3 separate regions of the Mus musculus genome follow, and all the other regions are linked to region 1. Evidence: chromatin loops called from intact Hi-C (ENCODE). Cell type or tissue: heart. All regions are shown on one strand. Each heading gives the region's core, and the rest is flanking DNA. Links, peaks and the distances in the headings are about the cores only. Region 1 overlaps Dst (dystonin). Region 2 overlaps Dst (dystonin). Region 3 overlaps Dst (dystonin).

Region 1 (10,185 bases), core at 781-8,780:
GAATGACTTTAAAAACGGATTTTAATTCTCCCTGTCTCTCTCTCTCTGTCTCTCACTTTGTGTGTGTGTGTGTGTGTGTGTGTGCCACACACACACACGCATGAGCACACATATATGTTATGTGAATGGGAGTGCAGGTGCCCTTAGAGGCCAGAAGTGCTAAATACTCCTGGGGCTGGGGTTATAGGTGGTTGGAGCTGCCCGGTTTGGGTGCTAAGAACTGAGCTCAGGTCCTCTGCAAGAGCAGTATCCACCCCTAACCACTAAGCATCCAGAACGACTCTGGACGGCTGCAGGAACCACAAGTTGGCTTGGCCTGGCTGCCTTGAGAGGCATGCGTCACAGGTTTTTCAGGTTACAGTACGTGCCTCCTGGGGCGCAATGCGCCTTCCTGTTCTAGACAGCCCAATGCCCTCCCTCAGGCAGTGAGCATTCAGGCTGCTTTGTGTTTCTCTGTGTGTTCCCTCAGGAGTCAAGGAAGCATGGAGACTTGACAGGACAATGGATCTTGGATATTAATCTTCCATACCCTGTTTAACTTGCAGACTCCATTGTAATCTGATAACTACAACTGTATTGATCCTAGAAATTGTCATTATATTCTGATTCTGATAGGACAAGTCTCACTGCTCTCAATAAAATTGTCAGTCTTGTTCTGGCCCCTCCAATCCCACCCTGGTTTCATTCCTTTTGGATCTATGAGGTGACCTCAGCCTGGTAAGTAAGTACAGGCACTTACTATGGCCCTCTGACCTCACCTGCCACGTCACCATGTTACCACGGCTTCAAGACCATCTTTGATATGCTCAGTGCTGCTCTCCGCTATGGCCCACACCCAACCACGGAGCTACAGAACCACCTGGGCGGATTGTTAACACACACTGGCCTGATGCAGGAGGAGGTCTGTAGTAGGGTTTTGCAAGTTCATATTTCTAACTAGTTCCCAGGGGATACAGCAGTCTGTGTGGATGCAAAAACTTCAGACCTAGTTTGGCAGTCTTGTAATTCCCCGCCCTCCCCGCTGCCCCACCTCCTATTTCTCAGCTGCGAGCCATTTGGTTCTAAATAATTCCCTTTAGAAACGATCATTTAAAAAACATACCAGTTTTCTATTCAGATCCTTTATCAATAACTTCCTGTCCTTAAGATGGTAAGATCTGAAGGCCAAAAGCTTAGGACCTGTCATAACCTGACCCTGGAACATTCATCCTGTGGCAGGCGTTTATACTGAGATCAAATGTTTAAGCTAGCCCTGGTCATCTTAATATTCTCCCCAAAGCAGCATGTGTCCATGGAAGCCACACCTGGGCCCCTTCGTGTGACATCTCCTATCCCTGACATTCATTCCCAGTCCCCTGGGATCTTACCCTCAGCCAGGAAGCCTTCTTGCTTGCCTAGGTTCCACAGGTGCAACGTTAGTTCTCAGAGCATGGCGACAAGCACTGAAGCCCACCTATCGCCCCACAAACAGTAACTGCTTAGTGTGACTGGTTTCAGAGATGACATGCGTTTTAATGTGTGTGTGTGTGAACACGTGTGTGCTCACATACATGTGCATACACACGTGGAAGCTGGAGGACAACCCTAGCTGCTGTCCCTGGAGCTGTACTGTATGCTTTTGCTTGTTTTGTTTTCATCTATGACATGGCGTCTCTCACTGGCCTGGTACTTGCCGAGTAGGCTAGGCTGTCCAGATGGCCAAGGGTCTGTTTCTGCCTCCCCTGCACTGGGACTGCAAGCCTGTGCTGCCACGTCAAACACTTCTGCATGGCTTCTGGGACAGAACTGTCCCGATGCTGCTAAGTTAGGCAAGCACTTTACTGAGTGAGCTGTTTCACAAAGCCCCGAGAGGTTTGTGTGTTTGTCACTTGGCACAGTATACTAAAGGACAGTATTTAATAGAATGTAGTAAGGGGCTTCTATTTAATGGCGTTCCTCTGTAGGAGAAGTTCCAATCCTATATAATCTGACTGGCGAGGCTGTTAACAAAAGCACATGGGGTAGAGAAGTATCAAAGCCCCTGCAGGGTGGAGGCTCTGTAGGAAACGCACACCCTTCAGCCACACCTCTTCTCGCAAACATCTGCCCATACTCGCAAGTAATTCTGATAGCCCTAGGAGAGTCCCTGACATAGGGGAAACCCTCACGATGCAGGGGGATTCTTGAGTCCGATTCTGTCTGCCTCTGAACATTAGGAACACTTAAGTTGTTTCTAAGCTTACGGTGCCAAAAAGTGATGGGAAGAAGGTTTGAAATAACTACGGTGAAATAATTGAAAGTCAAGCCATTCCAAGGACCAACGGGATCCACTTCACACTGTGCACACTGCGGCTCCTACCTAGACATATCTAAACTTACCGAAACCTCCAAACGACAGAGTAAAGTAGGAAACTTACTTTCTTAGTCTTTTTATCTCACAAACTGAAGGAAATTCTGTACCTACGAGCAGTTTATACAAAGACAGGATAGGAGGGGAGGCCCCGTATTCCTTCAACACTGGCTTGAGAGAAGAAAGAAGAGCTGAGAAGACAGAAGCCCCAGAAGTGACCTCACAGAGGAGATGGGAGCCTGCCCTTTCCGGATGAATGCAAGAAAATCCGTGAGCATAAAGCGAATGAAAGAAAATAAACACTAATCAAAACATTACTCAGCGCATAGCATTTCATTACCAACTATGAACCTTCTTCATAAAAACAGCTGAATGACAGCTCTCAGAACAACACCCATGATTTTGAATACTTAGAGAAAAAAAAAAGATTCTGAAATGTTTAACGGAAATCCAAAAGCACACGAGACTCCTGGATGTTTTCTGAAGAACACTCCGTTGACCATGAAATTGGCCAAGCGGCCGTGAGCACCCGTGAGCCCGAGTGCGCGGATGGACTCACCCATCTCTGCCAGTGCCTGCTTCCAGGACTGGGCCTCGGGAGCCTCTGGGTTCTCTTCCAGAAGCTCTGATAGTTTGTCTTTTAATTCTTGCACTTTGTTTACATTTTGCTTCAGTTCTGCCTCAAATGACTAACAAGGAAAAAAAAAAAAAACAATAATTAACTACACAAAAAATATGGCATCAAAAGAGAAAAAGCATTTCTTCTCTGGAACTCTGGAATGACTCAGAAAGGACGCCCCCCTACACACACACACATACACACATCAAATGCTGGAGTGGGCAAGGACCTGGGTTATGTAGCTGATAATTCTTATTTTTTCCCCTTGACCATCTTCAATTGTGAGACACAGAAACCCCACAGAGGAACACTCTGTGGATGTAATGACTGCCGTCTGTAATTTCCTGCTTTCAAACGACGCTGGGCCAATGCAAGCTGCTCTCAGTGAGGTTAACTGAGAAGCAAATCAGCCCTGGTAAAGGCTTCCAGAATTTGAAACTCTACTCGAGATTCCACATGGCAGAATTCAAGTACGGGTTGGTAATTTGCCCAAATTTTTGTCATGGTGGTGAGAAACTACTTTCCTAATCTTGGCAGTACAGAAATGCTGTTAAAGAGGACGGTATTAGCCGTCCCGTTTTATAGTAGACAGGCCAGACACTTGATACATTTAGTCCATAACTAAATCTTTCCCAAAAGTTGATTACTTAATATCGCAGATTTAAGCTGATTTAAAGACGGCAAAGTTACTCATACCCTACAGTTTATTCCTTTTTATAATGTCAGAGGGCTGGAAAAGTGACAATTTGTTGCCCCAATGTGACTGATTTTAACAAAACAGTCATTATTTGATGAAGGTCTAGGGAGAAAACAGAACCGAGCTCATGGCCCCCAGGGCTGCTCTGGCTAAGTCCACTCAGTGCGCCTTCCTGCCCTGTACCCAGCCTACCTTGTTCTGCTCCACCTGCAACTTCACAGACTCAGTGTCTGCAGGTGTAGGTGTCTGGCGCCACCTGCTGGCCGTCTTGTTCATCTTCTCTAACCACTGCATCATTGCACTGGACTCTTCCTGAGCCTTTTGCAATTTGGAGAGCTTAGTGTTCAGTTCAACTATTTTATCCTTGAGTAAGAGGCCCAGGTCTTCGTAACTGTGGCTTATGTCAGTCATGTCCTTCTTAATAGATGTTAAACCTACGAGCAGGAAGAAAAGTACACGAATGCATGCTGAGGCTTTTGGAGAGGAGCGATAGCATTAGACTGATTGTACACAGCGTTTTCTTCTATTTTGACACTGTTAAGCCTGCTACGATGAACCACAGACTTTTTAGGATAGAAAGAAGAGGTCATACTGCAAGTTAATAACAAACAACTCAGGAGCATTGTGTAACTGTAAAACGTAAGAGGTAGCATGATGGAATTGTAAGCTTAAACATAACAGATTTCTTGGGTACCAAACAGCAAATGAACAGGAAGGAAATAAAACCAAGTCCCAAAGTGAAACACCAAAGGTTCATTTATCTCAGATGGACAGGTATATCAACATATTCATGGACATGGTGACCATTTCAACTCGAGTTTAAGATCTCAACAAAACTACTGCCCTCTAAAACATCAAACTCCATTAATCACTCGCCAGACAGGGTTACTAGTCACCTTTATTTGCCAAGAAATCCTGAGTATTTGTGTCTGTTCCTTCACCATTTAGTATTACTCCACCTGCAACAAAACAAAACAAAACAAAAAAAAAAAACAATGAACAAACAAAACAAACAATGAAGTGACTTTAGATTGCCCTAGTACTTCTACCTATAGACGGCATTAAAGGAACCGCCACTGCTCATTCGTACAAGTGACTCGGCGCCTCACTTTCGACTGTTCATAAGTTAATCAAAAGCTGATTCCCAAATTAAACAGCTAAGATGTTTTATGCTAACGTCATCTTATGATAAAGCTGGCGGTAAAGGTCCCCAGCACCTATGTATTAAAGAAAGCAGTGCAACTGAGAAGAAAATGTCTGCTCGGCCTAATGGCTGTGCATCACCTGTGGCCGCGTACACAACATAACCACAGGGCCAATGAAGGCAGAATGATTTAAAAAGAGACGAGGGAACCGTCTGAAGGTAAAAGCCAAAACAAACGTCTGTTTCTAAGTCCACATATGCTGACACAGAGAACACAGGGTGGGTAGTGCATGGACCTAGAGGACGCCTCTCCTGAATTTAGATGCCAGCTGTGCTAACTATCAGCTGTGTGCCTGAAGAGGAATGAATGAAGCTGATGGGTACCACGGCAGCTACCCTGTGAAAACGCCATGGGAACCACACATAGCTAACCCATTACCTACCAATCAGATCCTCCTGAGTGGGTCATAATAGCTATTTGTCCTATATTATCATAACTATCTGGGATTGGCATGTCTCCATAACCACAATGTTAATAAAATCCAACTTTCTCATGCTAGCACCCACTGGCTGCCTATCAAAGGAGAGAGATGCCCATGCAAGAGCAACCATAGAAACATTTAAACATCCGAATTCCTCCTCCCCCTCTCCCATGTGTGTGTGCGCGCGCATGCACATGTGCGTGTGCATGAGTGTACGCACAAGGCATTTTCCAAGGAACGGAAAGCATCCTAGACTCTCCAAACTAATTGTTAAACGTCAAGCAGAGAACACCAAGCAAGAGTATAGATTTTATTCCAGATAAAAAGGAGATGGGAGGAACTAAGATAAATCAAAGACAATAGAATTCCTCTTCTTAAGAAAAAAAAAAGATCAACTTGACGTCTCAGGCAATCTGATTAGGGCAGACATGAGGGAGCATTGTGGCATATACAATATGGGCATTGCTTGAAAAGGGAGCAACAGAGTGGAAAAAATGGCTGTTTGAGAGAAGCGCAGCTGGAACATGAGTGTCACTCACAATGGGACAGCTGGAGGCCTGGTCAGACTAGATAAACCACAGGACACACAATGGAGATAGGAGGTTGGCCTTCTATCTATTCCTCAACTTAAACAAAACAAAATGCCTCTGTAAATACCCCTTCCCAAAACACTATATTTGTTTTAAGTTAACTTGGGAACCAGGATTTATACACAACTCTGGTCTTGGGCTGAGAAGAGCTGGGTCAGCCAGGGCTGAGGCCGAGATGTGAGCTTACTGGTGAACAGGCTGCAAAATCAAAAGCTTTGGGAACCATATACAAACAAGCAGTCAGACAAAAGGCGAGCTTGCCTCATAGACAAGAGCCCGCACCCTTGCCTCTTCTTTACCAGGAAACCAAATCTCTTTCCTTACTACATAGTATACTGAGAAGAGACATAGCTCAAAGAGAGCTTCACTATCTCCCCTTAAATAAAAAGACATTTTGCCTGACAGATTGGGGGGGGGTGTTTGTGTGTATATGTATATACATATTCCTATGCTTGTGGCTGCGCATGTACAGGTGTGTGCTATGCATATGTCTGCTCCTGCACGTGGTGGCCCATCCTGGGTGCTTGCTATCTTCCAAAATCAGTTTTCACTTTACTTTCTGAGGCATGGCCCCTCACCAAACCAGAGGGTCAAGGATTTGGTGAGTCTGGCTCGCCAGCCTGCTTGGAGGAGTTCCTGTCTCTGCCTCCCGAGGGCTGTGGGCAGCTAGGGCACCATGCTCACTCGTGTACAAAACACGTGTGGGTGCCGGAGATTCAGACACCCATCCTTATGCCTGCACACATGTATCTGCAGAGTCATCTCTCCAATTCCGTGACAGATTAAGTGTGCCTTTAAAAGTCACCTGCCCGACCTCTTTTACTTTGTATTCTTGAGGTGATCTTTTTTTAAAAAAATTTTTTTTAATTAATTTCAAATACACAAAAGGACCGTGGGAGATCAAATTCTTACAGATTAGTCATGAAAACTAAGCGCATACCTGATTTGGCTGCGGCTATGGCCTTTGCAGGGCTGATCAATGCACTCAGCAGGTTACATAGTGAGACACCACTGTTGTTTGCTTTGTGAATTTCTGGTGCTTTCAGATTCCACTTTTCTTGTAATTTCTTTAAACACAAAAACACGTTATCTTTCAGTCTTCCAAGTATCTTCAAAGTTGTACATTACAACTGAACTTCTTAAGCATATTTGAAAGCAACAATGACTGCGGGCCCAGGTGACTGTTAACACTGTTGGCAGAGGAGAACAGGCAGAGCCCATTCTGTGTTCTGCCCCCAGCCACAGTGGGAGGCAGGCCGAGTCCTGGCGCCACGGGAATGTTCTAGAGTAACTGTCAACTGTAAGTCTGTAGGGCTATCCCAGGTGCGGCTACATCATAAGTAACAGGACAATAAAAGCAAGACACGGGTGTGCAAAATTCCACCTCGCGCCGAGTTGAACTCCCGACATTTCAAGGAAGTGTTAGAGCTACACAGTCTCACTGAGAAAATCTGACACAATCAGCCATAGCGTTTATGACTTAAGTCAGACAACAAAATACTTATACACTACTCATGCAAGAGACTCAAATAGCTTGTCTTCCAGTACTGGTTAGACCTTGCACATGAAGACAAGGGTCTCTTTCTTACTACTTGGAAAAAAGGTATAAAAAAAATGGAAATTAAATTGAAATTTGATAAAGAAGGAAACTTTAATATTAGGGGGACTAAGGATGCACTATACATATATTTTTTGTTAATAAATTGAGTTAACAAAAAGATTATGTAATTCCTCGATTATGTAATTTCCACAGATCCTATTGGGCATTTGTGAGACCAGTTTGCTTGATTTTAGACTAAAGGACCGCATGCGTCATTACTAACACAGGCAAGCAGAAGTTAGTATTAGGTCTGATGAGCCACCTTGGTTTCTTCCAGAGATTTTCTCAAGTCCTCTGTGCCAAGAGAAGGCTTCACAACGGGAACCTGCTTGGTTGTCTCTTTTATCCATGTTTTCAGTGACTGAGCGAGGGTTTGAAAAGCACTCAGCTGCTCCTGACAAGAACTTAGAGCGTCTTTCCTAATGAACAAAAAGGAACCAGAAGTCAAGCTGCAAAGCCAGATGTTCCAAAAGGCCGACTATTAACCAGCGGTCAATACTCCTGAATCGGGCTCAACTTTAGCAACCATTTTCAATGCACTAGCAGCTCTTGGGTACCAGGCTGATGTGTTCTTATGTGGTGAATGAAATCAGCTAAGTACCTACCTGTTGATTCCTGAAGCAAAGCTCATAGAGAGGGAACAGTCAAGAAATATGTAACTCTCACACAACAGTACTCTCTAATACTACATAAACTCTAACGACTTTGACAGGTCTGTTTTCTACAATGTTCAGTGCCAGCAGGCAAAGAGCCAGAAAATACATGTATACACTGCTGACTGAGGAGAACACAGGTCATGTTAAAGGATGTCTTAACTTGGCACTTTGGAAAGATGACATTTCCACCTCTCCAAAGAGATGTAGCCCAGTGACTGGAGTTTTAACAGGTGCTTACCCACCCCAACACATAAGAAGCTCCTATGTAAACCCCATGGGCCTTTCTATATGCCAAGCATAGGCCCTATGGAGACCGTTACACTTGACGTGTGAATGGCTTCTGTGTGCACCTGACCTATGTGCTGGAGATAAGGATGTATTTCAGCTGAACAAACTACTGATGACCACATGGTGTTAATGATTTAATAGTCCTCACATTACCTGGATTTAAAATTGGAATGGACAACCTAGATTATGTAAGACAGCCAAGAACACATCTTCTGAGATGGGTTCAGAAAGAGAACCCAGAAGTTTTAGGTAGAGAATTCTAAGGAAGTACAACTAGATGAGAGATAAATGGCCAGGCTAAAACATCTTTTGAGGGCTCTTTCATTCATAAAAATCAGATGTGTGTTCTAAACATGATACAGAAAAATATGAAGGCACAGAATAGAATCGCATTGAGTCAAAGGTCAAAACTGGGCCACTGCCTTATTCTTTGTGGTTCACTCACTAATTGAAGCAGTAAGCGGTCATATTTTTTATTATTTATTTTATTTATATGAGTCCACTGTTGCCGTTTTCAGACACACCAGAAGAGGGCATCGGATCCCATTACAGGCGGTTGTGAGCCATCATGTGATTGCTGGGAATTGAACTCAGGATCTCTGAGTTCATCTTACCAGCACCATCATGCTCACAGGATGTTCCCACTTTTACATAAGTAGCGTTTTCCATTTCCCAGTTTGGTATTTTAGCCAATCGTAAACTAATGTTTTTGTTATTGTGTTTTGCTTTTAAAGATGGTCTTACTTCAGTCCAGAGTAGGGCCTCAAACTCTCTGTAATCCCCTTTCAGCCTCCTGACTATATTTAATGCACAGATCCACCAACAGTCTGAGCCTCCACAGTTTGGAAACCAACTCAGTCATAGACTTACATAAATATAGGCAACCCAGCTGCTGAGTACCAGAGTGGGATAAAACACATTGTCTTAGAGAGGGACTTACTTTTCTTGGATAGTATCCTCCATTTCTTTGAATTTCCTTGACAAGTTATTAGTTTTCTCAAACACCAGAGCTTTGTCCCCTGGTAAGCCATGGCTGGATATCTCTTTCAGGAGGCTGTGCAAAGCTTCGAGATCTTTCCTGTGTTCTAAGAATTTAGCAGTTGATTCCTGCAAAGCAATGACATCAGTCAGTATAAACATTGCCAGATCTTAGAACCACAAACCCACCAGCATGTTCTGCATGCAAGGAGAAGAGCTCAGGCATCTACTACCTGGCACTTCACAGACTGCGAATGTACAGCAGGATGCAGGGACTTAACACTCTGTGCTTTCATTATCTCTGTGGATTTAGCATGTTCAAGGATGGTTGTAACAGCTATGATACATGTGGTAAATGGTTTGTTTCTACTCAGCAGGGAAATGATTCACAGAGAGACAAATAACAGTAGCTAAGACTGTTGATAAAACGCATGAGCTTGTCTTAACCAGTCCACACGCACTTGGCATTGTAACCACTGAGGAATACACACCTGCATATGCTGAGACAGCTCCGGAACATCCTTTCCTGGCATGGCCACCTCGGTGAGCGCCTGGCTCTGTGTCTCTAGAAACGTCTGGAGCTTGTCTGAGAGCTTCTCAAACTGCTCTACTTTGGCCTTTAGCTCCACCATCTTGGCTAGCTTTTCCTTGTGTTTCTGACTTGCTTCGGAAAAGCGAGCAGACAGATCCTTCATTTTCGCTTGCAGGGAGGAGGCTGTGGACGGGTCTGTCGTCTCTATAAATGTCTTCACCTTTTCGTTCATGGCATTTATGCTGCTTTGACGACCCGTAATATCCTGCT
Region 2 (10,185 bases), core at 1,301-9,300, 74 kb before region 1:
CCACTCAGTCTCTCTCACACACATATACACACTCACACCCTGTACTTCAGGATACAGGATTTAGTTTCGAGATGTGAGGGTTCCCATTTGCTCTGATCTCAAACAAAACCATTTTTTTTTTTTTATTTTACAAATTTACTGGGAAAAAAAAAAAAGCTTCAGGCTTCAAATTGAAATTAGAAGTTTCAAATAGAAACCTTTAAAGTTTAAACAGCTGAAGTTTTCAAACTGAAGTCAGAATGGTAGATGAGCACTTTTGTACAGCGCAAATGCACAGTATTTGTAAGTAACGCGTAAGGACCTTCAGCAATGCTCCTCCTAGCTGCTTACTGGGAGATGAACAAAGACAGAATGATAAAACCACACTGCTCTGTTTTATGTGATCTGCATCCTTTTATATTCTGAGCAAAAGCCAGAATTCCTACGTAAATGGGAGAAACAGAAGCGTCTTCATAGTTATAAAATGGATGTTTTTTAATTTCTAGAAAAAAAGGTAACAACATTTTAACTCCGTGGTTTTGGTCTGGAGTAGCTGTTGTTTAGACCCTGGAAGTTTACCTCTAATCACTATAAAGTAAGAGGTAATGTGGGACAGACTGAATATATGATTTGAATATTTACTTTTAGTAATCTGTAATTACTAATTTGCCTTAATTAGTAATTAGGTAAGTGAGGGCACTGCCACCAAGTCCGAGGGCCTGAGTTCAAGTCCTACAATTCATACAGCAGGAGACAACTGACTCCCCCTAAGATGTCCTCTGACTGCTATACATGTGGTGGCATATAAAACACATATGTGTACACACACACACATACACAAACACGCACAGTAAATAGACAAATATAAAAAAAGATTACAGGTTTTTCTGCATATTATAGATGTTAAAAAATATGGCCTGCTAATCAACTCAAGCTCCCTATGGAACATATGGATTACATAATTTGAAAAGTCACGTGATTTAAAATGAGAAAGAACGGTGGAGTTATAGTTTTGTACACCATATGTCTTGAGATGACGTGCGAACAGTTAGGATTCTTAGCAAACAGTAGTGATCCCACTGACACGCACTCGGAAGGGCAGGAGTCAACTGAGACACTCACCCTGTATTTGTTATCACCGATCTGTTCAACTTGGAATCGCTTGGCACACTTACACTTGGCTACCTGCCTTGTGACCTGTCAAAGACAAAGGTATGACATTCATGTTAACCTCAGAACTTCATGGTGCGTGCGGGTGCGTGTGTGTGGGGTGTGGGGTGTGGGGTGTGTGTGTGTGTGTGTGTGAGGGGGTTAGAAACCCAGCTGCAGCAGAAGGCCAACAGTGAGTACCTCGTCCTCAATTTTGTCAGCATCCGTGATGGGTTTGTACGCATCTTTGTTTGGATGCAGAGCGGCCACGAATTCATAGTAGTCAATGTACCCATCACCATCTCTGTCAAAGATGTCTGCCACGGCGCTCATCTCCAGGCGACTGGTAGGAAACTCTGCAATGTACCAAGCGGTGCTAGTAAGGTGGTTTGTTAGTTATAGCTTAAGACGTATTTGACTGCGGACTTTGATATTAATGTGGCTCGTCAGGGTGATCACCTCATTTCTAGCAGTAAGTGAATGTATACGATGCAAATTTATCTTCAAGACATAGGGGGAGGGTCTTGAGAGACCCTCAGCGGTTAGCAGCACCTGCTGCTTCTGTCGAGTTGCCAAACAAGCTAACTCAGGGCACTTGCGTCCTATTAATGTGATTATCAGATCAGAATCATTAACTAGGATGATCAAGAAATCCGTACTTAGTGATTTACTCTTATGTGCCAGCTAACACGCAAGACTTTTACAATCAAATATTTTAATTTATACTCATAACACAGCTTGAGGAGAGCAAAGGGATATCCCTGCGGCCATACAAAACACAGGTGTATCTGACTCGAGAGCTCAGAGTATTCTGAGCTCTTCATGTTCTTCAGAGCTGCTGTGTTCCCAGTCAGGTTAGAAGGCAACACTTCGCTAGCAACTCAAGATTATTAGCGCCAGTGTCTTACACTGTGCCTAGTTTCTGTCCAAACTCCTATGGCTATTGCACGTCTCGGCACTTACTGGAGGAGAGAATCCCGTCGATGAATTCCTGTCGAGTGATCTTCCCATCCTGGTCCTTATCAATTCTCCGGAAGAAATCCATCACTCTCGATTTCTTATGGTTCATCCACCTCATGTATTTTTTCCGCCAGATGTCGAAATCGAAGTTGGCAAATTCCCTCAGCTAGAAAAAGTGAAAGTTTTGGCTGTTGTCAATGCTGTGCTTGAACAGTCTATAGAACTCACCTTTATTCTTGGCAATTTTATACACGTACACAACGAACTACCACCATCACAACTACTCTAGGTTCTCCTCTCTAAATCTCATGTCCCCAACCTGCCCCCTTCCAACTCCCACCCCCTCATAATAACCCATTAAACAGACTCAGTGATGCCTCTGCATGTATGGGTGTGAGCAGCAAATTCCATTTTCTGTTGGCTGAATAAAGTCACTGATGACGGTCTCCAGGTGATATACATCTCTCCCATTTCAAAGAAGATATGATTTTATAAGTGACTTCTTATAAAGTATATTTCATTAAGCCACTGATTTTTCTTTGTGAATAAAAGCCCTACGTAGAAAACTGCTCACAGCACCAGTCATGGACGTGTGCGCCCAGAGTGGCAGCCAGAGCTTAGTGAAGATGCAGGTCTTGGCGTGTACCCATCCAGTCCTTCCGTCCTACCAGCTACCTCCATTTGCTTGGCCATCTAACGTTTCCAAATTTCACAACATAAAGAACTAAAGCCTTCCATCACAGGGTATGTATGAGAATAGATGTATTCCAGCCAGCAGCAGACCTGCCAAGTTAGAAAGCCTTTCTCCGAGATCAGCATCAGGTGGCTATGATTTACGAGTTTTCTACCTTTTGGTTCCCTGGGTCCTGAACCCCATAGAGGAGTGTCTTACAGAAACAGGGACAATCTGAGTGTTCGTTTTGGGAGAGCACTAGTACTCAGAGGGTGAGACACTGCTTATGGGAGAGAAAGCCACGCTTTTGCTTTTTGAGTAGTGCAGCCTGCGGTGCAGACCAGAGTGGGGACAACATGGAGACGGAGCAGGGACAGAGCGGGAGTTTCTGACCTCCTCCAGCCTGTCCAGGGCGTCGTTGAGCTTCCTCCTCCTTTCCAAGGCCAGGAGCCAGACCTGCTGCCACTTGCTCACCAGCAGGTTAACCCTGGGGTTCTTGGTCTCGATTTGCGTCTGTGAGCCAGATGGATAGAAGCCCGAGGCTGGGAAGCGTTTCCCTGGTAAAACACAACTTCAGGTCAGGATGGCGGAACGTCTGGCGTGCTGACAGGCACTGAGATTTTAGCTCCTAATGGAGACTGACTTTAACTACTGTGTACGGCAAAGGCAAGCACCCCACCCTAGCTATTCTTATCAAGGTTCACATTCTGATCTCATGTGCTGCCAAAATGCATCTCGGCGGGGGCCACTTAAACACTGGGAACTCTGTAAAGGCAATGTTTCAAATGTGTTTTCTGTGGACGTCCATGCTGAAGTAGCACAGGGAGGCACGTTAAGTGGGTTCCAGGCACCCGCCCTTCTGAGAGAAGAAGGCTGAAAAGTGGCGTCCTCAGAACCAGAGCGGGATGCTTCACCAATGACAACCAAGCCAAGAAGGCTCCAAACCCATTCTCCATAGAGCACGTACACTTCCTCTCATATGCACACATCCACGTTGACCGAGTTAATACACTCCTATCTGGCTGTCTTCACAAGTGTCTTCACAGTTGCATAAAACGATGCGCATAGCGCATTCCTCCCATGTAACTAAATGGCTACACGTGGCCTAGAAAAATGATTGGCCTAAGATCACACTCCATTCAGGCTCAAGTTCATGAGGGTAATTACATGCTGGAAAGTATGCAACTGCTCCAGGAGTGTGTGCTAGCTCCTTCCGTCCAACCGACGACTGTTACAGAGTATCCTCTTTTGCAGAGGAGGAAACCCTAGCTAAGAACTAGGTAAACTGTTCAATTAGGCTTCCCAGCTGGTCCCAGGTAGGGACAGCAAGGGGCCTCCCACATTTCATTTATACAATCTCCTGGTTTCCGTGAGAGCATAGCAATCACAGCAGCTCTGCTCCCACTTAGAAACAAAACAAAACCAAAACAAACTAGCTAATACACCATTCAAAAATATACAAAATGTACTACATTGTAGACTGTGCTTGTTAACATTCTCGGCTAACAGCTACCATTCTGAATGCCGTCTTGGGGGTTAGACTCTTAGGGGATTAGTAAAGAGCGAGGCAGCCACAGGTGCATCAACAGAGCCCAAGCCTGCCCTCCACCCAGACCAGGGTCAGCTCTGGTTGGTCGCTACTTCTACACCAGAGGAGAATGTGCTTCCAAGAGGTGATGGTCTGGGTCCTTGTAGCCTTCCCCAGTTTCTTCTCCAATCTGAGAGGTGTACTTTAAACAAAGTTAAACAGAGGTACCTAAGTGCAGCCTTTTATTTCACTTCAAAACAAACAAACAAGGCTAAAAAAAACCTTAAAGGCCACATTTTCTTTAGAAAACCTTTAAAAGTGGACTGCTCACATGGAGTTCTGCTTTCTCTCAGACTTCAAACGCTAAGTCAAACAGAAAGGGAACTGGCTTGTTCAGCCACCTTTATTTTAAATAACCTGCCCCCAGCTTACTTCCGGCTCGTCCCTTGTCCAAGACGGGGATGTGAGACTGTAACGAGGGAGGGTCAGTGGCCCTCCTCTTATAGGTCTTGGTAACTTTATCAACGTCGGGCTGTTTTCTGGTCATTTCTTCCATGAAGGTCTGAAAGGGAAAACGGTGTCAATTAAATCACGGTATAGATTAAAACCCCGGGTGAAAGGGCTGTGCCATTATTTTTAAAGGATTATCCCATTAAGCAACTGTGACAGTTGGCGCTTTCAATGATTTCCGGAGAAGGTAAAGCCTGACACCGGACCAAAGGCAAGTTCAAATAAAAAACAAAACTGTCACTTTTCAGTCAGAAAAAACAACATCTGCAGGCCATCCTAGCTATCGGCATCAACTCCGTCTGAATTTCCAAGGTCTTCCACCAGGGGTTTAAGTGAACATGTTCCTGATGCCGTGCATTCTTCCCACACAGTTTAAAAAACTTGAATTGCTTTGCACACAGTGGTGGAAGATGGCCATGTTAAACACAGAGATTCCTACTGGTCACAGGGAGCAGTGAGATTAGTGCGGTACATTTAAAAAGTTACATTTGTAAAGGCTCAGTATCCTGCTACTCCTCATTGCATCTCCTTGGCTTCTTGTTACTGCCGACTGGTCCCTACACGTTGGGTATGTTGGCTGAGGAAAGGCAGAGGCTGCGGTCAAAAGTGACGGGAAAACATAAGGCAGACAAATGTTTCTTATGTTGGGAAACTTGAGCCACCGTGATAATTATAATATCCACATAACCTGAGATACTTTGGGACAGGTAGATACCAATAACACAGATTTAACATTTTAAAATTCTGTTTTTAGTTTTGTGTGTGTGTGTATGTTGTTGCTTGTCAATATATACACCACCTGTGTGTAATGCCTGCAGAGGTCAGAAGAGGGAGCTGCAATTCCCGAAACTGAATTTACATGTGGTTTTGAGGAACTGAATTTAGTTCCTAAGTGTTCTTAACCTTTGAGCCATATCTCCAGCTCCAGTAAACATTCTATGAATCAGGGCACATAGAAAGCCATCATTTCAGCATTTAAAACAGGTGGGGTGCTCAGGGTGAGTAGTCACTCTGAGGACGAGAAGGCACCCCCTTTCTAAGTAGGCTGCATTTGGAATATTCATGGTTGTTCATCTGAGAAGACAGAGGAAAAGCAGATAGGAAACAAGGAAGTAAGTGCAGGCCAGGGCCACAGCAATGAGATCAGACCGCCCAGAGGGAGAGTCAAGTTAAAATAAGACCAGCTGTAATGCAGCTGCGGGCCAAGAGGCTCACTAGTCTGGGAACGGGTTGGAGAAGCCTAGCAACAAGAGAAAGGAGACACCCGAGGGGATGGATTGAGTTTCTTTACCTGGTGTTCTGCAATGAGGGTTTTCACCTCTTCGATCTCCTGGGGGATAACTTCCTTATCTTTCTCGGTCAGTGTGGTTTCCGCCCACTGTAGCCATGCCAGCAGAGTCTCCAGCAGCTCCTGCTTGGCGATGAGCCCAGCCAGCGCCCCTGCTAACCTCTGCTGGTGCTGCTTCGCCCAGGCCAGCACCTGTTGCACGGACACACAGCTCGCTCAGGTTCTTGCAACTTAGTTTCATTAATGTAAACCACACCCATTTAAAAAGTCAACTAGGATCCTTCTGAGCTAGACCTAGGAAGCTTTCTGCTAGTCTAGATCTGGCCAGTGGCTCTCAGATCCAGCCTGAGGAAGCACCGAGTCCCCTTTCGAGGATGTCTGTCCTCAGGAAAATGTTAGCCATGTACCTAGCATCCAGGTTTACTCCTGTTTATCCCTTGGGCTTTCTCATGTTCAAGTATACCTTCTCTAAAGCATGCCTACTCCAGGCAGCTTTCAGAAGCGGCAGAATCTAAAGTGCTAAAGATCTTAAACAGGAGCTCAATTCCCATCGAGTTCTTCCATTCACTCCCACAAGCACACAAGGCCCCCCCACTCCTGGAACATTCTTCAGCGAGGCATTATTCCCCAGACACAGTGGAAAGGTGGGACAAAACCCATGGCAAAGCAAACATCTGCCATTTAAGGTCTCACAGACACCACTTGCAGGACCTGTAACGTTTCTAGTTAACGGCTCCTTCAGGGGCTGACACACTTGAGAGGAATCTACGAGACGCTTCCCCACGAAGGCCTGTCTTCCCACAGTCGGCCTGGGCTGGAGGATTCCCGTTTCCCCGCCCCCTGCACAGTCGCCCCTACCCCAGATGACGTCAGACGCACTGACCTCTTCAAACCTGGCCTGGATGATCGTGATCCAGTGCTTAATGGTGGTAATGGAGTCAGGGTGGCAGACGGCCAGAAGAGCGTCCCCCATACCGGTGGCCTTACTTAGTTCTGCCCTTTTCTCTTCCAGTCTCTTCATGAACTCCTGCAGCGGGCGGAGCAGACACTTCCGTTAGCTGTCGGCCCTTGCTGTGACATTCACTTCATGTTGTGTTACAGAAATGAGGTAGGACTTCAGTCTGGTGTAGGGTCTAATGCTGGCCGGCTGCCAGCCCGCAGTGGTATAAGCTCGACTTCTAAGTACTGAGCTGATTCTAAGATTCACCATGAGCCTGACACTTTCCCTACTCTTACAGTCTCGCCTCACGGGTAGTAAACAGTGTACAAAGCACTTTGGTCCTCCAGGCCATGCCGGGCAAGCCTGCACCACTATCAACAGGGAGGCAACGTTTCCTTGCTATACTCAACCAATCTCTGAGGAAGGGCAGCAATGAAAGTCAGAAGCAGATGATGTAACACACGCTACAGCAGAATGAGGGACTTCCAGCGTGACCTTGAAGGGCAAGGTTATTTAAAAAAATGGTGTTTAAAAAAAAATCTTTCAAGTGAATCAGAAATGTGCGGACATCAATACTGCATTGGGGGGGGGGGGGCGGGGTAAGCACTGTGAATATCTGACGTTCCCAGTCAAAGGTTAAGAAACATCTGTTACATGTTTCAGTTTTGTGTGGTTTTGGCCAAGTTTCAAGCATTGCTAGAGAAAAGAGCTTAGCTTGCTTTGGTGACCTGAGGTCATGCCCCCCCCCCCATCCCCTTAGCCATTCAACACTATGAAACCAATGCTTTAAATTTATAATCTATATTATAGGGTAGCTCATTACAATAATTTTTTATAAGGTTCTTGATTAAAAATGAGAAGTGGGCCGGGAGAGACCACTCAGTGAATGGAATGGGGTGCCTTGGGTCTGAAGGCTTGAGTTTGAGTCCCAGGATCCACGCATCAGAAGGCATGGGCACACATCTGTGCGTTGCCTTCTGGACCCCCCCACCCCCCAAGCACATGGTGGTCCACGCCACACACAAGCTCGCCAAGTGAATAAGACAAGGCCCAGAGAGAAAGGGGCTGCAGAGTTATAGTTTAGGCTTTAAATGAGTTGCTTACTTTGCATGCAGATGTAAAAACTATTAAGACACAGTTCTAGTGGGATATCCTGTAAATGCCAAGCTGCTCCTTTTGGAAGTTTCATCCTTGAAGTACACATACGATTGCGACAGAAGGGGCTCACTCTGGTCAGAAACCGGATGATCCTCTACGAAGGTCATCGTGCGGCCCAGAGACACAAAGCAGAGAGCCTAGTTCTCCAATGACTACTTTTCTTTCATAAGGGAATCTTAAGGGCCAAGAAGCGGGAGTGGGTGGGTGGGGGAGTGGGTGGTGGGGCGTGTGGGGGGGACTTTTGGGATAGCATTGGAAATGCAAATGAAATAAATAACTAATTAAAAAAAAACTATAAAAAAAAAAAAAGTACAGCTGCCTATCCAGGTGTGTAAGCAGGGAGGAGGGAGACAGTCTCATACTCGCGACAATCAGTCACGGGCTTCTTCTCTCTCCCTTTTCAGTTTCCCGTTTTGTACTGGAAGTTACTCACTTTATGTTGCTCAATGAGAGTCCGGAGAGCATCCTCATCATCTGGGAGAGCACCATGGAAACGCAGGGTTTGCTCTGCTTCTGCCAGCCACTCCAAGAGGGTGTGGACCACAGAGTGGAATTCCTCTGCCTAACAGTTAGCACACACGCAGAAAACAGGATTTCACGGGATACCCGTTAATGACCGTTACAGAACCACACATGGCCCCTCCCAGTGAAAAAGTCTTAGTGTGAATTAATTATGCACATTACTCCTATTAAGAAGACAGGGGTATTTTTTTTTTCTTTTCAAAATATAAGGAGAGATGTAAGATACCAAGGAGCCCACAGGAAGCCTAGTTCATCGTTCTTGCAGCCTAGTGTTCAGTGTGAGGCAGCCAGTCGGACTCCCAAGTGACTTATTCAAGCAGTACTAAGCAGAGATTAGTAAATACCCCTGCTAAGTACTTGCTGCTAAGTACTTGGAATTCTCCAGAGAAGCATGAAGAAGGGTCCAGACAGTTATGAGACAGACGAGACCTCCTTGACAACTGTCTAAGATGAGGGTGAGGACTGGCCCCGCTAGTCCACCTGAGCTGTCCTTGCTGTGACTGCAGGGCTTCACCAGCTATACTGAGCTCTCAGTAATGTGGACTTTACCTGTTGCAGGGCTGACTCTAGCCGCGTCTGCTTTGATATGGAGAGTGCACACACGGTCTCCCAGCGGGTGCTTAGCTCCTGCATCTGGACCCTGACCCAGGAGGAGTCATCTCGGCTGCCTTCGATGAGTTCCCTGGCAGAGCGCTTCAGGGCCTGCACGCTGCTGGTCCTCTTCCCCAGCTCTTTCTGGAAGACCTGGAGAAACCATACTGACCTTCATCACAGGTTACTTTTCAGTACAGAACCTAAATAGCCAAGTGCGTTGTCATGAGAGATGGATGTATATAAGACACCACATACATACATCTGAGGACCACAGATCTGAATGACTATACTTTTGACTGAGTCTAGCTCATGGTTCCTCTTTAAGGACTTAACACTGTTTTGAATAGATTTTGTTTATATTCAGTAATATTTAATTTAGGATTAAAAAATGAAATATATAAGATTACAATATAAATATATAAGTATATTAGATTTAAATAATAGTGATCGGCCTTCTCAATTTCAATTACACACACCCCTGACACACACACATACCCTTGACAGATAGACAGACACACACCCCTGACAGACAGACACACACACAGACACACACACAGTACATTAAATTCCCTTTCTTTTGAGTCATGCAGTAGAGAATACCAGACCCTCACAGTCAGTGTGGCTGATTACCTACCATTCTGAGAGACAAGCTACAGAGCCAGGACTGAACAAGCCTGGTGCACGTTACTGGGTCCGGAAAGACCAACGAATCTAAGAGAGTCATGTGGTCCTTTTCTCTATAATAAGCCATTCCCCGAAGCACCTTAAGAACCAACCCGTGACTTCACAGTTTAGAGTCATCTCATTGGAAACCTTTTGGGACCTCTGACCTTGTCTTCTCAATTTAGGCAGATTTAAGAGTAATGTGCCATTTAAGAGAATGG
Region 3 (10,185 bases), core at 1,303-9,302, 51 kb before region 1:
CAGTTCAGAAAGATACGAGTTGATAGAAAGACTGCCAGGTTACGGGAGCCACGTTTGAGAAAACTTTCAATGTTGCCAATGAGAATGCTGTATACACCCTCTACAGTGAACACAGGGAGATCCAGCTATAGGACTAAGCACACCACCAGTGAAACAATGGATACAACTCATTACAAACGAAGACATTTTCTATCTCGTTGGTTGAATTGTAACATGGGCTGAATCCCGATGGAAAGTTATATATTCGACATCTTACAAGTTAATAATTTTTTTAAAAATGAGAATTAATTTTATTGTTAATAAAATTAACCACTTGAAATACACTGTTCAGTGATGTGAACGAAGTTACAATGTGGTCTCACTACATCTTCATCAGCTAAAAAACGTATCTCTTCATCCTTAAAAACCAACCAACTCATTAGGGGCTGGAGAGAGTGCTCAACGGCTAAGAGCACTGACTGCTCTTCCAGAGGTCCCGAGTTCAATTTCCAGCAACCACATGGTGGCTCACAACCATCTGTAATGGGGATCTGATGCCCTCTTCTGGTGTGCCTGAAGACAGTGACAGTGTACTCACATATATAACATAAATAACTTAAAATAATTCTAGCATATTAAAAAAAACAAAGCACATTTACAGTTTCTTTCTTTCTTTTTTAAGACAGGGTTTCTCTGTATAGCCCTGGCTGTCCTGGAACTCACTCTGTAGACCAGGTTGACCTCAAACTCAGAAATCTGCCTGCCTCTGCCTCCCAAATGCTGGGATTAAAAGCATGCGCCACCAATGCCCGGCTACAGTTTCATCTTTAAAAAGCATTAAATCCGGAAGCAGCCTCAGGTTAAGTGAAAACCGATTTTGTTCTTATCTTCATTTCTAGCACAGTGAGAATGTGCTAGAACCACAAGCAGATCCAAAGGAAACCACTCCCGTGGCATTACAGTGCTTTCCAGTCTGTTAGGGAAGATTTGTTTAATTTTTAGATGTAGGTGTAGGTCTGTGGGTTTGTGTGCACCACATGCAAGCAGGAGCCCCCAGGGGCCAGGAGGAGGAATCTGATGCCCTGGAGGTTTACAGATGGTTGTGAGCTGCCAGGTAGGTGCTGAGAACGAACTGTGGTCCTCTGGAAGAACAATAAGCCCTCTTTACTGCTGGGCACTCTCTCTCTAGGCCCTCTGCAGGGTTTTTGTTATTGCTTTTTTGTTTGTTTTTAAACATGGAATTTTTAGTCAAAGAAATCATGTAGGGTTACATGAAGTTCACTCTGTGTATCCTATGCAAACGAAGTTGTTTTCTACATAGCGGTTTTCTGAAACTTGAGAGATTAGTACTCTGCTTACAAGCTCTTGCACTCTTTTAAAGTGTATCATTCTGGAGACAGAATTCATTCTTAGTTACTTAACAAGTGATGAACTACGTGAACGCTATGTAAGACTGTCCAGGGAGGTAAGGAAGGATGGGAAAGTCATGCAGGGTTTCACAGTGATAGACACTCTGAGGTCACGCAGTCGTTGGCAAGACTACTTACTTTGCTCTTCAAGCAAATGGGCCTGGCCTAGCTGTGAACGGTAAACCCAAACCACAGGACTACATGAATTACTCGCTCATGAGTACTGTCTTAATTATAATCATATTAAACTATCAGAGTATTTTAGAGAAGTGTCTTTATACTTCAGGGGATACCAGTTTATAACTGATACAATGCTTGGTGTGTGTGTGTGTGTGTGTGTGAGAGAGAGAGAGAGAGAGAGAGAGAGAGAGAGAAAGAGAGTGTGTGTATGTGAGAGAGACAGACAGACAGACACAGAACTGCTAAACTTCTTTAAAACTTTTTTTAGCCTCTGAGACAGATTCTTACTTGAAAAATTTAATTGCTAAATGGTGCTGTTTCTAGCATGTACACATAGTGATTTTTGCCACAAAACTTAATTTTTTAACTATATCATCTTCCATTATTATCTATGTAAGACCAGGGCGAGGGGTGTAGAAAATACCATACGTACCATATGTGCGTTAAGCTGCTCCTTGGCTGTCTCTGGGAGACCTCCCAGAGGTTTAGATGCCAAGAGATGACGCTCTGTGTCCGTCAGCCACTGTTGCAAATCTTCGATTTCACCGTGGAACCCTTTGGCCTGCAGTGACAGGTGGTTTTTAAGTTTGTGTCACAAATGCTATCACTCTCCAGCAAGGTCAAAATGGCCCCAGCCTGCTAAGCCGTCTCTGCATCTCATCAGAATGCCAGGTGCCAGGAGCTGTGCTCACTACCTGAGCACGCCGAGGAAGCTCGGGCATAAGGGTATTAGGCTATTAGGCTAAGAACTGGAGCTCCGCCTCCTTATCAGCTCTGCTCTTTATCCCGATTATTTTTACTCCTCTCTTTAAAGCATCACCATTGGACCTGCACAAGGGCTAGCAAGGCACACCCGCATCACTTGGGGACTCTCTCCGCCTCTCTAGTCACCTGGCGCAAGGCGCTGTCCAGCTGCTGCTTTCTTTGATCTGTCTTTTCCAAAATATCCTGCCAGCGCTGATTGAGAATTCTGAGCTTGTACTGGAGGTTGCTTGCTTCTTCGCCTTCACTCGACTCGATGAGATCATTTCCTGCTTTGTTGACGGCTTCTACCGTGGACTGGTGGGCTAAGACGTCGTTTTGGAGCACCTGAAAATGTTAGCGTGATCATTCACTGGAAACACAGTAACAGAGAGGGGTCTCGGGCATCCCAAGCAAACCTCCAACTCAACAGGTAGCTAAAGACGACACTGGAATTCTTTTTTGTTTTTACTTTGTTTGTTGTGGTTTTGTTTTTCAAGACAGGGTTTTGCTGTGTAGCCCTGGCAGTCCTGGGGATTTGCTCTGTAGACCAAGCTGGTCTTGAATTCACAGAGATTAAACTACCTGTTTTTGAGTCCCAAATGCTAGGGATAAAGGTGTGCTGCTGCCGCTGCTAGGCTGACTTTTTCCACCTCCCGCGTGCTTGGAATACAGGTGTGGGGTACCACATCCAGTTGTAGGTATTGCCGAGGGATCAAGCCCAGGTCTTTATGCATGCTGCATAAGGAATCTAGCACCTGAGCCACAGCTCTAGTCCACTCTACCTGTTTCATTTCTTTCGGTGTGAAATATTCTGAAGCCGAAGCCTCATAACAAAAAGTGTTAAGGCAACAGAGTCCCTCCCTCCAGCTTTGTGGCTCCCTAAATGGACATACATTTAGTTGGCCAGCACTCTCAAAGGGACTGCACACACACTTGACAGCTATCCCCACTAGAATGACCTTGTAGCTGATCTACTACATACTTCTGTAGAGATCTGTAGAGATTATGACTTGATGATTAAAACATTTTCATTGATTCAAGTCCAGTTTAATTCGACTTAATCGTAGCATCCCTTATCTTAGGGGATACGCTCACGCTTCTCTTCTCATTATAACAGCACCACACATCTAAGACATATGTTTTCTAATGACTGTTTTGCAAGAAGAACTGTATTACATTATTCTCGCACTGAAGGGATGCTGGAACTACTAACTTGAAAGGACTCCTTTGCCTAGCGTTAGTCGAGAGTTCATTATAAACCTACCCTACCACTCACTGATGTATGTTTGGCAACAATCAAGAAAAAAATGTCATCTCTTATCCTATGTACGACATCGCACGTCTGGAGGGGAACCCAGACCCCGGAGGCTTTCCAGATGAGACAGGCAGCCCCCAGACGGATCCTTCTCTGGCGACTGAATCCGTTTCTGAGGCATCCGATGAGCCAGAGTTTTCCAAAGGCACAAACCCGACTTGAGTAAGGAGCCAGGTTCTGCAGAGCATGCTCTTTGATATGCTACCAGCAGGAAACCCTTCCTCAAAGTCTGAGAGTTAAATACTGCTGGTGTCTGCATCAATAGGACAATTCTACAGATTCCTTCCTCTGATGCTCAGAGGCAGGGGAGACTGCAAAGCAGAGGATAGAAACTTTCTTTCAGCCTTGGTTTTTGGCAATCTCAAGTCACAACACACTGGTCTTTCAAAGTTAAAGGGTAAAAAAGGTAAGAGGGCCTGTTTCTTAGTCACACGAACAGCGTTAAAAGGTTCCCACAGATCTCCAGCCGAAATAACCAGGCTGGGTGTCTGACTTTCCACCCCTATTACACACAATTCTAATCACTGGTACTTTTAAGACAATGGCCAGATTTCCTAAGACGTAAATGGTTCTGTAAACTCATTCCATGAGAACAAACATAGTTTGTTTTTATAAAGAGTCTGGCAAGTTACTGCTGCCCAGAGCCCAGAGACATTAATAGAAATGGTAGGACAACAGCATTTTCAGCCTGCAAGCTTTTAGGGTGTTTCCTACAATCTTAAAAAACTATTCAACATTAACTTAGCAATGAGTACGAGGGATTAAATCTTGGTGTTTGCCATGCGGCCCTACTGAAACAACTTCGCTATATTTGATAACTGTTACCCCGGTAGCTAGTGAAAAAATACTTTCACTGTGCCCTCCTAGGCAGCATTCTTCAAGGCATTTAATGACAGACAATCTCTGTCAAAATCACAAAGTTTAAGAACCTCGAACGTTAACGGTGACTGGCAGCAGTGGTACGTACGTGATGCTTAGCCAGTTCAATCTCAATGGCTTTCGGGTCTCCTCCAACGGGTTTCTGTTCACTTAGCAAGCCTTTGGTGTGTGTCAGCCATGCGAGGAGCTCGTCCAGGGCGTGCTGGAACTGACCCAGTGCTAAGAGAGCACCCTCGAGCTTGTGCTGCCAAGAAACAGAGAAGAAAAATCTGCTTAGACCCCAGCATCGTGAATAATGCGCTCTTACAAAAACAAGGGTAAAGGCCAACTGTTGAATGATGTCCAAGACCATCCTCATAGCGCATGAATCTTCTCATTGGTCAACAACAACTCTAATTTGGTGTGTGTGTGTGTGTGTGTGTGTGTGTGTGTAAATACAGCACACACGGGAGAATTTTAATAAGACGATTTAAGTGCTTCTGAAGTTTATTGACATTAACTGCTAACTTGATTTGTAATAGTAGTCTGATATTCCTGTCTGAGTGTCCATGCATGCACACAGGTCTCAGTGTTTACCTGTCTGCTGACAATTCGCTCGTCCAGGCTGTCCCAGATCAACTTCAGCTCCATCAGCGGGTCCTGGACTGTGTGCTTGTCTGCCTCCTCTGTTACTTTCTTCAGCAACAGTTCTGCTTGATGGTTCAGCCTTTCCATTTCTATCTGTTGTTGATAAGCTTCTGACTTAAATTGCTGCGGAAAAACAAAAAACAAAACACCAGAGGAATGTTAAAAAAATAATATTCAACCATAAATAACTCTGAAGTTCACATGTCCCATTGAGAGCAAAAGAGGTGGAAGTTTCTCCCTTTTATTCAATGGCTTATGAATAGTCACAGCTTGGGTATTTGACTTTTATTCTGCATGGTAAAATTTAATACATCCCATGGAGAAACATTTTTTAATATCTGAAACCCTAGAAACGCCTTTAAGGAATTTAGTAATTCCTGATCTCAGGCAAGCACATAGTATGCATTCTTTCATAATTTTTATGTTTTTACAACTGTGTTGTATTTATTAATAATTACTTCTATGTCCCACTGTTAGTGTAAAATAATTTATAATTATTGTAATTACCACTAGCAAGAAAAGGTCTTGACACAGCTCTGGGTGGCCCTTCACCACTATTTTGCTCAGGCTTGCCTCAGACCCATGGCAATCCTCCTGCCTCAGCCTCACAATTATGGGTACTACAGATCTGAGCATCATGTGTGGCTTTAGAATAACATCCTTCCTCTTGCTCTTTCCCATATGACTGACAGGCACTTAATGATCTTCGTTTTGCCAACCAACATTTTATTTGCAGTAGAAAATATTTATTTGAATCTGTGATATTCATTAGTGGCTGCTATTAAAATAATATTTCAATTACACCAATTGCAACAGACTACTGAATAATGAGGCACATTATAAAAGTCTCAGTGGCATGATCCAAATTTGGTCCTCCCCCTCTAAATACACCTCCCCTCCATTCAGACTGGAGGGTATCTGAAGGGCTGTACATCAAAATTTAGGCATAGCTGCTTTTAAGTACATAGCTTTTGGAGTGAGTTACTAATCTTGCACTGCCCCCACTTTGCTTATTTGTAATTCTACAAAGGATAAGAAATAAAAATAAAGCAATCTTTCATTTTTAAAAAACGAGCACTTCTTTATATTTCCTATGTGCAGACACGATTGTAAATCAACTTTTGGGTCCGTGAAATGGATCAGTGGGGAAAGCTGTTTGCTACCCCGCCCGAAATCCTGAGCCTGATTCCCTGTTCTCTGACCTCCTTACATGTGGGGCATCCTCGTGTGCAAATATGAACACACACATTAATAAATACGTGCAGCAGAAATAAACAGGGCAGTTTTGGGGTCTCAATCATGTCACCTGAGTGACTAAGCGGGAAACCTGGGGACTCAGTGACTTAAGGGAGTCCCCAGGCAGTTCCTTACCAGCTGGGAGCTCCACACTTACCTTCAGCTCTTCAATCTGCTGCTTGACGGTCTCCAGGTCTGTTCCAATGGGAGACATTGTGGCTAACTTGTTGCCTGCGATGTCAACCCAGTCGAATATTCCCTGCAAGACACATTTTCCACGTGTTAGTGCAGCGGCTCCAAAATGGCCGCAGCTCTGGTTGTTATAGGGATAGGCAAGAGCTCAAAGATGCTACGAAAGGCGCCGGCCTCAAGAGAAATCTAATATTAAAAATCAGATTCTAACTGGCTGAAACTTTTGAAAACGAAGAGCGTTTACCCAAATAAAAGCAGTAATATAAAACAGCTCCTCAAATACCAAGTAAATGTCACCTCCAATTCTGCACCAAAGCTGGCCAAGGGGATCCTATTCTTAAATTATCGAGCACTTTCAAAGAAAGTTCATTTGAAAATGTTTATATATTCAGTCACAAGAGTGGAATATCCTATTTGCTTATTTAAAAATATAATGTAAAAAAAGATCCAAATGTATCTATTTATTCAAATAACCAAGAAAATCACTATTTAGTGGTTCATCTAACCTTCTTACACTCCATAGATTACCATTAGAATCCTGTACATACATATAACTAAGGGTACCAGATTGCAAAAGACTTCACTGTCCCCTACTTTCTGCTTCTTCAGGGTTTCTACACATTCTACAAGGCTTAACACACATGCTTATTTTTTTTAAGGCAATGAATGTATAGTAGAACTATTTTACATTTAATGAAGCTGACAGAAGAGAAACCTTACAAAATAATATGTTTAAACAACCATTAGCCAGTTACTTAAGCAGCAACCTGGGAAGAAAATGAATCTCACTTTATAATCAAGCCTTGAGCCTTATGGAGTACCTAGAACCTCATCACAGCTACAGCAATACAACTTAGTAACTCAAGTTGCCATTCATGACCAACTGGCCCTGTGATGAAGCTTGCTGTTGGTGAGGAGTCTGTGTCAAATCACAGCGCCTTGCCCATGGCTCCCACGCGACCCTGGGCAGGAGCAGGATCTTCTCTAGCCATGGAAAACAATCCCACTCAAAACACTTGCCATCATGACGTCATTCCCCCCAACCCCCACACACAGAGTAGGAGCCCAATGTGGTCAGCACTGGTCACTCATTATTGAAGCAAGAAATCATTACTTCGCATGTGCACGTGTACACACCTGTGTGAGAGTAATAATAAGGTGTTATTTGTTATGGAAAATTTCGTGTATTTTCTGAAGTGCAAAGCCCTTGCAGCTGGCGTAAAGCCTGGCAATATTTATTTATCACACATAGGAAGAAGTGGCATACAGAAAGAGAAAAAAAATGCTTTCGTGTGAGCCTTAAAAATAATATTCACTTTGGTGTTATGGAAATACTTAAGAGAGGGTTTTTCCATGCAGTAAGAAGTATGGAAGATTAGACTCCTGCCAACCTGTTAGGAAATAGGGCCAAGGGGAGGTGTGGAGAGAGGGTACTTCCCTGAGCTGGCCTGAAGAGAACTTTAATATTAAAAATCAGTTCCTGACTGGCTAATGAACCAAACGGGAGCCTTGAAGAGACATGACAACTATTTTTAATAATTATATATATGGAAAAGAAGAAAGCGCCTTGATACAGACAGCTATGAGCCAATAAAATAGACTTCTATTTTAGTACACGGGGCTTTGAGTTGGTTCTCTCTAACTCGGTGAAACTTGGTGATATTTTTAGCCTGTGTTTACCTCTTTCATCTTACTTCACTCAGCTTTAGAACAGAACTCAGACTGTCCCCTGTCACTTCACTGCTGGGTGCTCGACAAGTTATGAAAAATACAGCGCGGGAATATTTACTTTCGCTTAAAAAAAACATTAGACCACTTCTTTTCAAAGTAGATGTATTGGCTACGTGGGCTAATCCATGGTTAAACGTATGTATAAATCCGTGTGACTGGAGGGTAAGAAATATCTTCTAGAAAGGCTGAGTCAGAGTAGTTGTGACTATGGGAATAGATTTGTCTGTAGCTGTGTACATAGTCACAGTTTTTGGGCTGGGACCAGAGTGTCAGCCATCCGGACATCAATGAGAGTGATTCTTGTTTCCGGCTGAGACCAGAGGACACGGCGGCCACCTCACCTGCAATCCGTCCTGGTACTGAACGGCAGCTTGCATGGCCTCTTCCAGTCTGTCCACCCGGTCCTTCCAAGCTTTATTTAGAGAATCCCATGCTGAATTTAGCTACGAAACAAATGTTAAAGTCCTTTCAGTGTCAAGTTTGTACTTTTGACTTCTGGTAAAAATGGGTGTCGCTCAGCTAAGTCACAAACGAGCCTCGGGTACCTCGTCAATGCTCTTCTTGACAATGGGTTTGTCAGGCTCCCCACATGCAGCGATGAGCTCTGAGCCTAGCGTGATGACCATGTCCAGCTCCTCCTGCAGGCCGTCAATCTCCTCTCTGATTGCCTGGAATCCAAAGCAGAGGCTCAGAACACCAAAGCCAAGACACGGGGCTGCGCAGGGCCGCCCGTGGGGGTTCCCACGTGAGGTCAGTTATCAGGGTTTTGTTTTCTTTTTACTTCCCAAGCTCCTCACATTGCCGTTCTTGGAACACAAAAACACCACCACCAACAACAAAAATATTTTATAGAAAATAATATTCTCTAACGCCAACTCTTTAGTGCAAAGACGAAAATAACTTTGTGGCAAAATACCAGAGCAATTTAAAAAATAACCCAAATACTGTCAAGCACCAAAGGACATTTTGCTTTTCTCAAATACTTTGCTTGTTATGTGTTCCAAAGAGACCCCAGTAAAATAAGAGCACAAAGATTTTATGCAAAGCAACGTATCTGTTGGGAAACCCATGATAAGCTCGCTTTGATGTATTACCCTAGGTAGGATCTGTCAATCCTACCTTGCTTTTCATGGTCACTGTTGAACACACTCACTAGGCAGTGAGTATTTAACAGGCACGGGCAAAGCCCCAGACCAAACATCTGAGGAGGAGACATTCACCTAGTCTTCTTCCAGGCCCTACGGCCTTGAAAGCACGTCAGCCAAGTACACGAGAAAGAAAGTATAGAGCATGGGTAATAATCCAGTCAAACCTTGAGGCTTATCACAGGGGCGGCAGGGATGATCACTGCTTCGAGGAGCAAGGCTATGGAAGAGCGCGGAGGGAAAAGGGACAGAGGAACGCCTGCGGCAGCATGGCCACCGGCTCGTGTGCACGAAGCTGCATATCCTGCCCTGCAAAGTCAGGCTTTACCCAGTGGACGGGGTCTGTCTGTCTTCTATCTGACACAGACACGAGCAGGGTGGGCGCAGAGCGATGATCTTAGGGACAATCTGGAAGCAGCACCTGTGAGTCCACGGTACCTTGGTACTCACTAAGCATTCTGCGTTCAGAACTAGATGCGGATTTTAACAGGACTGGGGGGGTTGTCTCGCTGAACTTTGCTCTTCTCTTCCGTAGTTCACCCAGGTCTGTTACTTACCTCTGCAGCTTCCTGCTGCTGCTTTACGACCGAGGGGTCGATTCCGGGATCCTCCAGGTCCCGGATGAAATCTTGAGTGTCTTTGATGGTAACGACCAGCGACATGTGATCGCACCAGAATTTCTCCGCTAGCTCCATCACATCCAGCAGTTTGGCTTCCCGTTCTTCGACCAGCGTGTGGATGCTTCCCC

The links. A loop is a pair of places that touch in the nucleus more often than their neighbours do. Peaks named below come from ENCODE experiments on the same cell type or tissue, not always from the same donor. Only the 100,000 strongest peaks of a DNase experiment are listed, where the experiment ranks them.
Region 2: it touches region 1 in a loop (2.1-fold over the local background); 6 of 42 quality-filtered maps call a loop at or near these places.
Region 3: a loop joins it to region 1, with 2.5 times the contacts of the local background. A loop is called at or near these places in 11 of 42 quality-filtered maps.

Annotation. Positions count from the first base shown.
Region 1 is chr1:34,212,229-34,222,413 of GRCm38, reverse strand. It overlaps Dst (dystonin), which reads right to left. Exons shown (of 103, transcript NM_001276764.1): 51 at 9,875-10,185; 52 at 9,346-9,512; 53 at 7,724-7,880; 54 at 6,802-6,928; 55 at 4,542-4,604; 56 at 3,838-4,079; 57 at 2,889-3,018. Among named protein-coding and RNA genes, the nearest start is that of Gm26788, 39 kb to the right of the region's middle. In heart, for the core only: a CTCF peak has its summit at 3,905 (motif pointing left); a DNase peak (open chromatin) is centred at 3,883.
Region 2 is chr1:34,286,453-34,296,637 of GRCm38, reverse strand. It overlaps Dst (dystonin), which reads right to left. Exons shown (of 103, transcript NM_001276764.1): 88 at 9,257-9,451; 89 at 8,619-8,747; 90 at 6,971-7,114; 91 at 6,091-6,279; 92 at 4,722-4,851; 93 at 3,155-3,318; 94 at 2,092-2,254; 95 at 1,330-1,484; 96 at 1,102-1,176. Among named protein-coding and RNA genes, the nearest start is that of Gm26788, 110 kb to the right of the region's middle. In heart, for the core only: CTCF peaks have their summits at 5,083 and 5,637 (motif pointing right); DNase peaks (open chromatin) are centred at 5,997, 7,187 and 8,707.
Region 3 is chr1:34,263,300-34,273,484 of GRCm38, reverse strand. It overlaps Dst (dystonin), which reads right to left. Exons shown (of 103, transcript NM_001276764.1): 74 at 9,995-10,185; 75 at 8,838-8,960; 76 at 8,634-8,735; 77 at 6,527-6,628; 78 at 5,083-5,256; 79 at 4,595-4,750; 80 at 2,460-2,657; 81 at 2,002-2,130. Among named protein-coding and RNA genes, the nearest start is that of Gm26788, 90 kb to the right of the region's middle. In heart, for the core only: no CTCF peak of the experiment used is centred there; a DNase peak (open chromatin) is centred at 4,724.